Linked DNA regions of Homo sapiens: regions 1 and 3 are each linked to region 2. A link is a contact called in ENCODE Hi-C data. All regions are on one chromosome and are shown on one strand. Each heading gives the region's core, a stretch centred on a gene start or an enhancer-like site at or near the end of the contact. The rest is flanking DNA. Distances are from core to core; before and after follow the strand shown. Region 1 has its middle 24 kb from the start of ZNF778. Region 2 holds the start of CDK10 (cyclin dependent kinase 10). Region 3 holds the start of ZNF778-DT (ZNF778 divergent transcript).

Region 1 (3,043 bases), core at 459-2,958, 450 kb after region 2:
GCCACCTCGGCCAGAAGCCCTCCCTCCTGTTGACTATAGCACCTGCTCTCCCCTTCGAGACCCCGCCCCCTGGAAGGGCGTGGGTGTGGCTCAACACCTGCACAGGCCCAGCGCATGGTCAGGAAGGTCCTGGAGGGAGGGTGGAGGGGGCTGGAGGCACGAGGACCCTTTCTTTTGAGCAGGCAGGGTGGGGAGTGGGGGTTGCTGACCAGCCCAGAGCTGGGCTGGGGAGCCCGTTTCTCTCTGTGGTGGGAGCAGGCCTGGTGCCTCTGCTCTCCTGTCGACGGTGGGTGGCTGCGCAGGTGCAGGCAGCATCTGTGCCCTTGGCCCGCTTGGAACTTTTGTTAAAGATTAGACGTTTGAGGCCGGGCACAGCGGCTCACGCCTGTAATCCCAGCACTTTGGGAGGCCAAGGTGGGCAGATCACAAGGTCAGGAGATCGAGACCATCCTGGCTAACACGGTGAAACCCCGTCTCTTCTAAAAATACAAAAAAAATTAGCCGGGCGTGGTGGCGGGTGCCTGTAGTCCCAGCTACTCGGGAGGCTGAGGCAGGAGAATGGCGTGAACCCGGGAGGCAGAGCTTGCAGGGAGCCGAGATCGCGCCACTGCACTCCAGCCTGGGCGACAGAGCGAGACTCCGTCTCAAAAAAAAAAAAATTAGACGTTTGAATCTAATAATATAACTCTGAAAGTCAGACTCTCCCCATTCCCCAGGGTTTGCTGGGTTTTGGTTTTGTTGACTGTTGTGTTTTTTGTTGTTGTGGGCTGCCTCTGTGCTGATGCTCAGCCTGAGGTGTCAACTGAAGACATTCTCACGTCTTTCCTGATCATCTATCTATATTTATATATATAACATATATAAATATATAGTAAATATATATGTATATATACACACACACACATACGTGTGTGTGTGTGTATATATATATATATATATTTTTTTTTTTTTTTTTTTTGAGACAGAGTCTAGCTCTGTCACCCAGGCTGGAGTGCAGTGGGGCGATCTCAGCTCACTGCAAGCTCCGCCTCCCGGGTTCACGCCATTCTCCTGCCTCAGCCTCCAGAATACCTGGAAGCACAGGCGTGAGCCACCACATCCGGCTAATTTTTTAAACTTTTTTTCGTAGAGACACGGTCTCCCTGTTTCCCAGGCTGGTCTCAAACTCCTGGACTCTAGCGATCCCCCCAGCTTGAGCTCCCAAATTGCTGGGATTCCCGTCGTGAGCCACCATGTCCAGTCTAACTGTCTTTTAAAGAAGTTTAAAAATTACTCTCTAGCTGCGCAAGGTGGTTGGTGCCTGTAATCCCAGCAGTGTGGGAGGCTCTGGTGGGAGGACCACTCGAGCCCAGGAGGCTGAGGCTGCAGTGAGCCACGATAGCGGCACTGCACTGCAGCCTGGGCGACAGAGCGAGATCCTGACTCAAAAAAAAAAAAAAAAAGAAAAGAAAAGAAAAAGAAAAGAAAAAAGAAGAAAACACTTAAAGGATGACATCATTTTCGGGCGTTTCGTCCTTTGGGATTTGCCGTTTTCAGGATTTCACACCGTAGGGATGTTGATCTCTTGTGACTTCAACACTCCGGGTTCTGCTCTTCAAGACTCTGGCTGAGGTCTGTTTCAAACAGAGCCCAAACACGCAGATCTGTCGTCATCTAGGTCCCGTCTGCCCTGTGTGCCCTGTGAAATGGTGCCAAACATCCGCTAGCCACAGAAAAACCGACACCTGAGAGCTGTCGGTCCCCCAGCCCCGGCTGCCCTTCAGACGGTACCGACCGCGGCTCCCGCCGGGCTGCTGAGTGTGTCACTGTCGCCCAGCACACGAGCCCCTCTCCGATCCCCCGAGTTCCTCACCGAGTCCCTTACCCCCGGAAGTCCCTCGCTCTCCTCCCTTCCCCCCGGAAGTCCCTCGCTCTCCTCCCTTCCCCCCGGAAGTCCCTCGCTCTCCTCCCTTCCCCCCGGAAGTCCCTCGCTCTCCTCCCTTCCCCCCGGAAGTCCCTCGCTCTCCTCCCTTCCCCCCGGAAGTCCCTCGCTCTCCTCCCTTCCCCCCGGAAGTCCCTCGCTCTCCTCCCTTCCCCCCGGAAGTCCCTCGCTCTCCTCCCCTTCTGAGCGGTGACCCCCACCCCGAAGCCGGCGAGGCACCGCGGAACCCGGTCTGCCTGCGCTACCGCCCCCTGCTGGCCAGGCCCTCTTCCCAATCGCCCCGAAACCATTCACATCACCCACGTGTGCACGTTTTGTCCACATTTAGATCCCTGATCCATTTGCAGCTTATTCCTGTGAACGGTGTAATTTTTTGGGGGGCGGGGGGAAGGCGGGGTCTCGCTCTGTCACCCAGGCTGGAGTGCAGTGGCGCCATCTCGGCTCACTGCAAGCTCCACCTCCCGGGCTCAACCAATTCTCCTGCCTCAGCCCCCTGAGTAGCTGGGATTACAGGCCCGCACCACCATGCCTGGCTAACTTTCGTATTTTTAGTACAGATGGGGTTTTTCTTTTCTTTTCTTTTCTTTTGAGATGGAGTCTCACTGCTGCCCAGGCTGGAGTGCAGTGGCGCGATCTCGGCTCGCTGCAAGCTCCGCCTCCCGGGTTCACGCCATTCTCCTGGCTCAGCCTCCCGAGTAGCTGGGACTACAGGCGCCCGCCACCACGCCCGGCTAATTTTTTTGTATTTTTAGTAGAGACGGGGTTTCACTGTGTTAACAAGGATGGTCTCGATCTCCTGACCTCGTGATCCGCCTGCCTCGGCCTCCCAAAGTGCTGGGATCACAGGCGCGAGCCACTGCGCCTGCCCGAGATGGGGTTTCACCATGTTGGCCAGGCTGGTCTCGAACTCCTGATCTCAACTGATCTGCCCCCCCTTGGCCTCCCAAAGTGCTAGGATTACAGGCGTGAGCCGCCACACTCGACCTGAACGGTGTAATTTATACATGTAAAACCATCTTGTTCAGACAGCTCACCAGTTGTCCTAGCACCTTTCATTACAAACTGCATTTTTGCCCCACTGATCTGAAATACCCACTTTATTAACTAAATTTCCATGTTGCT
Region 2 (2,972 bases), core at 1-2,500:
GCCGCATTTGTCCTCAGTCTGATTCCTTCCTGACACCTGGGGACCGAGTCAGAAGCATCTGGCCTGTCACTCACTGATGGCCTAGTCTCAAACTCCCTTTCCCGCCTTAATTCCCCTTCTCACATCCTCTGCTTGTGCTCTTCTCGACACGCTTATTTCTGGGTGTCCAAATCCTTGTCACACTTCCTGAACTCAAAGAAATGCCAGGCCAGGCTGGGGGCGGTGGCTCACGCCTGTAATTCCAGCACTTGGGAGGCCGAGGCAGGAAGATCACTTGAGCCCAGGAGGCTGACGATGCACTGAGCCGTGATCACGCCACTGCATTCCAGCCTGGGCGAGAGCGCTAGACCCTGTCTCAAAAAAACAACAAAAAAGAAAAGGCCAACTCACTACTTCACCCCAGAGTCCAGCACACGGCTCTCAACGCGGTGAGCGCCTGCTGCACGTCTGGATGAGTAAAGTGTGGCTCCTGTTGTCATCCAGCCACGATCTGTTAATGATTCTTACTGAACACGTGGCTTGGCCTCTCAGAGCACCAGCCAGCAGTTAAAAACACAAACCAGCGGCCAAAGTTCAGGGCTCTCCACCCCCACCAGCCGTGCACCTGGGCAACACCGCCCAACGCCCAGAGGCTCTCTCCTGGTCTCTGCAGAGGGAGGCACCGGCACCTCCGCAAGGGACGCGCCCAGGGTTCGCGTGAAGCCGCCAGGCAGCGCTGGACCCCGCTCCATGCAGCCCAAGCCCAGCGGGAGCCTTCAAGCTCGAACTCGTCGCGGGTGTAAATTCTCCCCACAAACAAGTGGCTCGCGGCTCAGCCTGCAAAGCCCAGCTCGGGCGCTGAACCCAGCAGCGCCCGAGCTGGATCCCGGAGCTTGCTCTTCCCAAGTCCCGGGCCCGTCTCTCCGCGGGCGCGAGGCATCCCTGAGCCCGCCCCGGCCCCTCAGATCTCCAGGGACCGGCTGTCGGGGGTCCTGAGCCCGCCCCGCCCCGGCTTCCGCCCCCGCCGCGGGGAACTCTGGGACTGTCGTTCCCGCCCGTGCCGGAAGCCTCGGCGCGGCAGCGCGACACGAGGCTCCCCAGACCCAGCCGGGCAGTGCCGCTAGCGAGGCGGGCAGAGCTGCCCGGGTGGCACCCCGCGCACCCTGTGTTCCGGAGGCACCGTGAAGAAGCCCTCCTTACGAATACACTTCAGACGGATCTGCTCGCACTCCAGATCTGGCTCCGCCATGCCGAGCGCTGGCCCCGCCTCTCTTGCGCGCAGGCGCAGACGCGGACGGCCCCGCGGCGCAGGCGCGAAAGCTCCTTCCCGGGCTTCCTCTCCTTAGCAACGGTTACCAAGAGACGCTCCCGCGGGTCCGCCCTAGGCGCTGGGCTCCAGGGATCGGCTCCGACTGCTGCAGTTCGGGCCTTATTTTAGGGTGAAGCCCGGGCAGCCGACCCGGCTGCGCCGTAGTGGGAGGCCACGGCGATTACCCAGGTGAAGGTCTTCCAGGTGAGACGGGTTCCCCCAGGTAAGAAGGTCCTCCAGGTGGGAGTCCTTCATGTGGGGAGGTCCTCCAGGTGGGGGGGGAGGGTCCTCTCGGTGGGGGGTCCTCCAGGTAAGAGGATCCTCTAGGTGGGGGGGGGGGGTTCCCCAGGTGAAGGGCCCTCCAGGTAAGAGGATCCTCTAGGTGGGGGGGGGGTTCCCCAGGTGAGGGGACCTCCAGGTAAGAGGATCCTCTAGGTGGGGGAGTCCCCCAGGTGAAGGGCCCTCCAGGTAAGAGGGTCCTCCAGGTGAGAGGGTCCTCCAGCGGAGGGGGTCCCCCAGGTAAGAGGGTCCTCCAGTTGGGAGTCCTTCAGGTGGGGTGGTCCTCCAGGTGAGAGAGTCTTCCAGGTGAGAGGGTCCTCCAGGTGAGAGGTGAAGGTGAAGGTCCTCCAGGTGAGGGTCAGGTCACTTGGTCCAGGGATGTGGCTTCAGCAAGCATTTGGGTGCCTCCTCTGTGTTCAGGACATGGGGACTCCAGGAGACTGAAGGAAGCAAGTGGCAATGTCCATGCTGTCAAGTTCTGTCACAGAAATAAGCAGGAGTGAGTGAAAGACAGGAGAGAAGCTCTGTGAGGGGTGGCATTCAAGCTTAGCTTCTGGGCAGGAAGAGGCAGCTATGTCAGCATTCCCTAACAAGGTTTGGCAAAGTAGATACCTCCCCTCACTCATGGAAGACCTGACTTCCCAGGCTGGTAGAAGCTTCTCTCACAGGCACCTGCCTCTCCAATCTCTTTCACAGCCCAGCCCTGGAAGGTGGAAAAAGAAAAGTTGACATGGAATGTTTAGGAAGCACCATTGGTCCAGGTCCAGGATCGGGGCAGCCAGCATGTCCTCTAATCTGGCTTCACTGTTGAAATCCAGTCGAGCAAGCAGGGCCCAAACCACTGCGAGACCAGCTCGGTCGGGCCCAAACCACCGCCCACTGCGAGACCAGCTCGGTCGGGCCCAAACCACCGCCCACTGCGGGACCAGCTCGGTCGGGCCCAAACCACCGCCCACTGCGGGACCAGCTCGGTCGGGCCCAAACCACTGCCCACTGCGGGACCAGCTCGGTCGTGGAGACCCTAACCCAGCGGCGCTAGAGGAATTAAAGAAACACACACAGAAATATAGGGTGTGGAGTGGGAAATCAGGGGTCTCACAGCCTTCGAAGCTGAAAGCCTCGAACAGAGATTTACCCACATATTTATTGACAGCAAGCCAGTGATAAGCATTGTTTCTATAGATTATAGATTAAAAGCACTTCTTACGGGAAATAAAGGGATGGGTCTGGCTAGTTATCTGCAGCAGGAGCACGTCCTTAAGGCACAGATCGCTCATGCTATTGTTTGTGGTTCAGGAACTCCTTTAAGCGGTTTTCCGCCCTGGGTGGGCCAGGTGTTCCTTGCCCTCATTCCAGTGTGGGAGTCATGGCCATCATGAGCATGTCACAGTGCAGCAGAGATTTT
Region 3 (2,968 bases), core at 167-2,666, 470 kb after region 2:
ATGGCACGATCTTGGCTCACCGCAACCTGTGCCACCCAGGTTCAAGCGATTCTCCTGCCTCAGCCTCCCGACTAGCTGGGATTACAGGCATGCGCCACCATGCAAGGCTAATTTTGTACTTTTAGTAGAGACGGGATTTCTCCATGTTAGTCAGGCTGGTCTTGAACTCCCGACCTCAGATGATCCACCCGCCTCGGCCTCCCAAAGTGCTAGGATTACAGGCGTGAGCCACTGTGCCCAGCGGACCTTATTATTTTTAATTATTATTATTATTTTTTGAGACGGAGTCTCGCTCTGTCGCCCAGGCTGGAGTGCAGTGGCGCCATCTCGGCTCACTGCAAGCTCCGCCTCCCGGGTTCACGCCATTCTCCTGCCTCAGCCTCCAGAGTAGCTGGGACTACAGGAGCCCGCCACCACGCCCGGCTAATTTTTTGTATTTTTAGTAGAGATGGGGTTTCACCGTGTTAGCCAGGATGGTGTCGGTCTCCTGACCTCGTGATCCACCCGCCTCGGCCTCCCAAAGTGCTGGGATTACAGGCGTGAGCCACCGCGCCCGGCCTAATTTTAATTTTCTTAGATGAAATACTAATATTGTGGTTTCAGTAGGATAATGTCCTTACCCTTAACAGACGCTTTACCAAGTATTTAAAGGTTAAGTATCATGTGTGCAGTTTAATTTCAACTTACTTACACTCAAATAATAATTCACCGTAAGGTTTATTTATTGGGGGAGAGAGAAAACATGGCCCAAAGCTAAAAAGGAGTAAAACGATTGCAGTGGATATTCCTTGTAGCAGATGTTCACATTTTTATTAGATTCAGATTTTCTAAAGCAAAACGTGAGAAAAAATACAGTTAGTCGAAACACACTGTTCACCGTGGATTCGATTACTCCAAGACCAGCGGGACAACGGCCGCATCCCTCCCGCCCCGAGGGCCGGGCCTGGAAGTCCCGGCGGCGAGGGACGCGCGCTCCCGCTGGCCCCCACGGGCTAACTTTCACAGGGAGCTGCACGCCCGGGGCGCTCAGGGGTCTACCTTACGCTTCGGTCCCAACACAATGTGCCAGAAACAAATAAAAAACGTCAAAGCCGAAGCCAGATTCTCACAGAAACACGCCCTGTTCAAAGTGAAGGAAGCAAAGGGCCCCTCTCTCACCAGCTCCGCGGAATGGAAGCGCTGCCCGGGTCTACCGCGAGCGGCGGCGACTTTCCCTTCTGGAAGCGGTGCCGGGGGCGCAAGGCGCGAGGCAGGCGGGCGGGCGCCCACTCCCGGACCAGCTTCCCCGCGGACAGCCCGAGGACACGCGCGGAACTCTCCGGCGCCAGCACGCACCGCCGCAAGAACCGGATCAGCTGTAAGACAGGCGGAGGCGGGGCCGGCGCCGGAAGAGGGGCCGGCGCGTCTTTGGCGTCACTTCCGCCTCCAGCCTCCGGGCCGAAGCTTTGGCCTATGGTGCGGGGAGGTAGTAGTTTCTTCCGCGAGGGTGCGGGAGGGCCCCGGGGCGCCCTTGGGAACCGGGCTGGAGGCAGAGACAGGCCCGGAGGACCAGGCGGACGTAAGGATCAGGCCTCTGGACGCAACTGCGGAGCCGGAACAGACCAGGAGGGCGCGGTTGGGCGGGTACAGCCAGGAAGTGCTCGTCGCGAGCGCGGCCCGCGGTTCGGTCACAGCGAGAAGCCCGCGGGTGCTGGGAGTGCTCGGTCTTCTCTCGATCTCTGCAGGGAGTCACTGGCCCCGTTCCTTTTTATCTGTCTGAACATCACGCCGAACTTTTAACAGTTGATTCCACTGCATTTTCAATGTGGTATTTTTTTTTTCTGTAAATGTTCATCTATTTTTCGCTTCAAATATGCGTTTCTGTTACTTTTCTAATGTACCGTAGGAGCCAAGACCACCTATACTACGTTGCAAAATAGCACTGATACCAGGGGTTCTCCCAAGGTTCATTCAGAAATGTCACATGATTCCAGTAACAATACGAAAAGGTTTTTTTTTTGGAACCAGGCATATTGATCCTGGAGTTCACATGGAGGAACAAATGTCTCATAACGCAGACGACGCGGACAAACAAAAGCGCAATGCCCGACAGATGCGAAAACAGCCTCTGTCATTAAAACTGTGTGCTAGTGACACATGAACAGGAAACAAATGGAATATCCAGACATCAACCCAGTAACATGGAAATTTGGTTCATAAACATAATTTCAGAGCGGTGGAACAAACATGCAGTTTATAATGAAAGGTGCTAAGACAAATGGTTAGCCGTCTGAGAAATGATGAAATTAATTCTGGATCTCACAGGGATAAACTCCAAACGGATCAGGAGTCTAAATGTGAAAAACAAAACAAAACCACATGTGAAGTGTTCACGTGATTTCGTGGCTGATTAAGAAACAAGATGTGCCCAGGAGGTGGCGGTGGCGCACAAGCTTTGACAGGTTGGAGGGTGAGGGAGTCTCACGCACCATGAGATTACCCACAGGCTTCGAATTGGGGGTCACTACTCAGAAAAGAGAAAAAAATGAGCGTGGGCGGGGGGCGCGCAGAGAACTCCCAGAGAAGAAGGAGATCAGACAGGGGGAGGGCTGACGTGACTAGATCACGTTTCTCAGCAGCCTGACAGGTGTCTGAGTCACAAAGCTCTGAAGGGCAGCAACGGCTTGCAGTCTTTAGAGCCCCAGGATTTATCTTATCTATGGCTAGCAGAGATTGGACACAATTTCACGAAGTATACAAAGCAACCACATGCTAAATGGTTCAACACTATGAGTGTTTGGGATGTGTTTTATTTATTATTTATTAATTTTGATACGGAGTCTCCCTCTGTCGTCCAGGCTGGAGTGCAGTGGCACGATCTTGGCTCACTGCAACCTCCGCCTCCCAGGTTCCAGCTATTCTCCTGCCTCAGCCTCCCAAGTAGCTGGGATTACAGGTGCCCACCTTGTAATTTTTAGTAGAGACGGAG

The links. Hi-C counts contacts between places; a loop is a spot of excess contacts on that map. Pooled maps may share reads with other maps.
Region 1: a map of ascending aorta shows a loop between it and region 2 (2.6-fold over the local background). The contact joins the enhancer-like site here to the promoter of CDK10 in region 2. A Hi-C loop is called at or near these places in 1 of 168 maps with a recorded cell type or tissue (ascending aorta), 1 of 37 single-sample maps with no recorded cell type and 8 of 50 pooled maps.
Region 3: a pooled map shows a loop between it and region 2 (8-fold over the local background). The contact joins the promoter of ZNF778-DT here to the promoter of CDK10 in region 2. A Hi-C loop is called at or near these places in 7 of 50 pooled maps.

The regions. Positions count from the first base shown.
Region 1 is chr16:89,240,101-89,243,143 of GRCh38, reverse strand. No RefSeq gene overlaps it. Among named protein-coding and RNA genes, the nearest start is that of ZNF778, 24 kb to the right of the region's middle. RefSeq lists an enhancer at 1,003-1,519 and a silencer at 2,027-2,116. Within about 2 kb of position 1,708, at least 41 of the 41 ENCODE cell types and tissues checked have a DNase peak (open chromatin) inside an H3K27ac peak, as active enhancers do; they include ascending aorta, where a contact is called at or near this core.
Region 2 is chr16:89,684,967-89,687,938 of GRCh38, reverse strand. CDK10 (cyclin dependent kinase 10) reads right to left here and starts at 1,250. Exons shown (of 13, transcript NM_052988.5): 1 at 1,142-1,250. The coding sequence starts at 1,228. It overlaps LINC02166 (long intergenic non-protein coding RNA 2166), which reads left to right and starts at 1,027. Exons shown (of 3, transcript NR_184152.1): 1 at 1,027-1,492; 2 at 2,264-2,972. RefSeq lists a silencer at 816-1,065.
Region 3 is chr16:89,216,101-89,219,068 of GRCh38, reverse strand. ZNF778-DT (ZNF778 divergent transcript) reads left to right here and starts at 1,416. Exons shown (of 1, transcript NR_186410.1): 1 at 1,416-2,968. ZNF778 (zinc finger protein 778) reads right to left here and starts at 1,366. Exons shown (of 7, transcript NM_001201407.2): 1 at 1,159-1,366. RefSeq lists enhancers at 1-479, 480-1,010, 1,535-1,584, 2,534-2,828.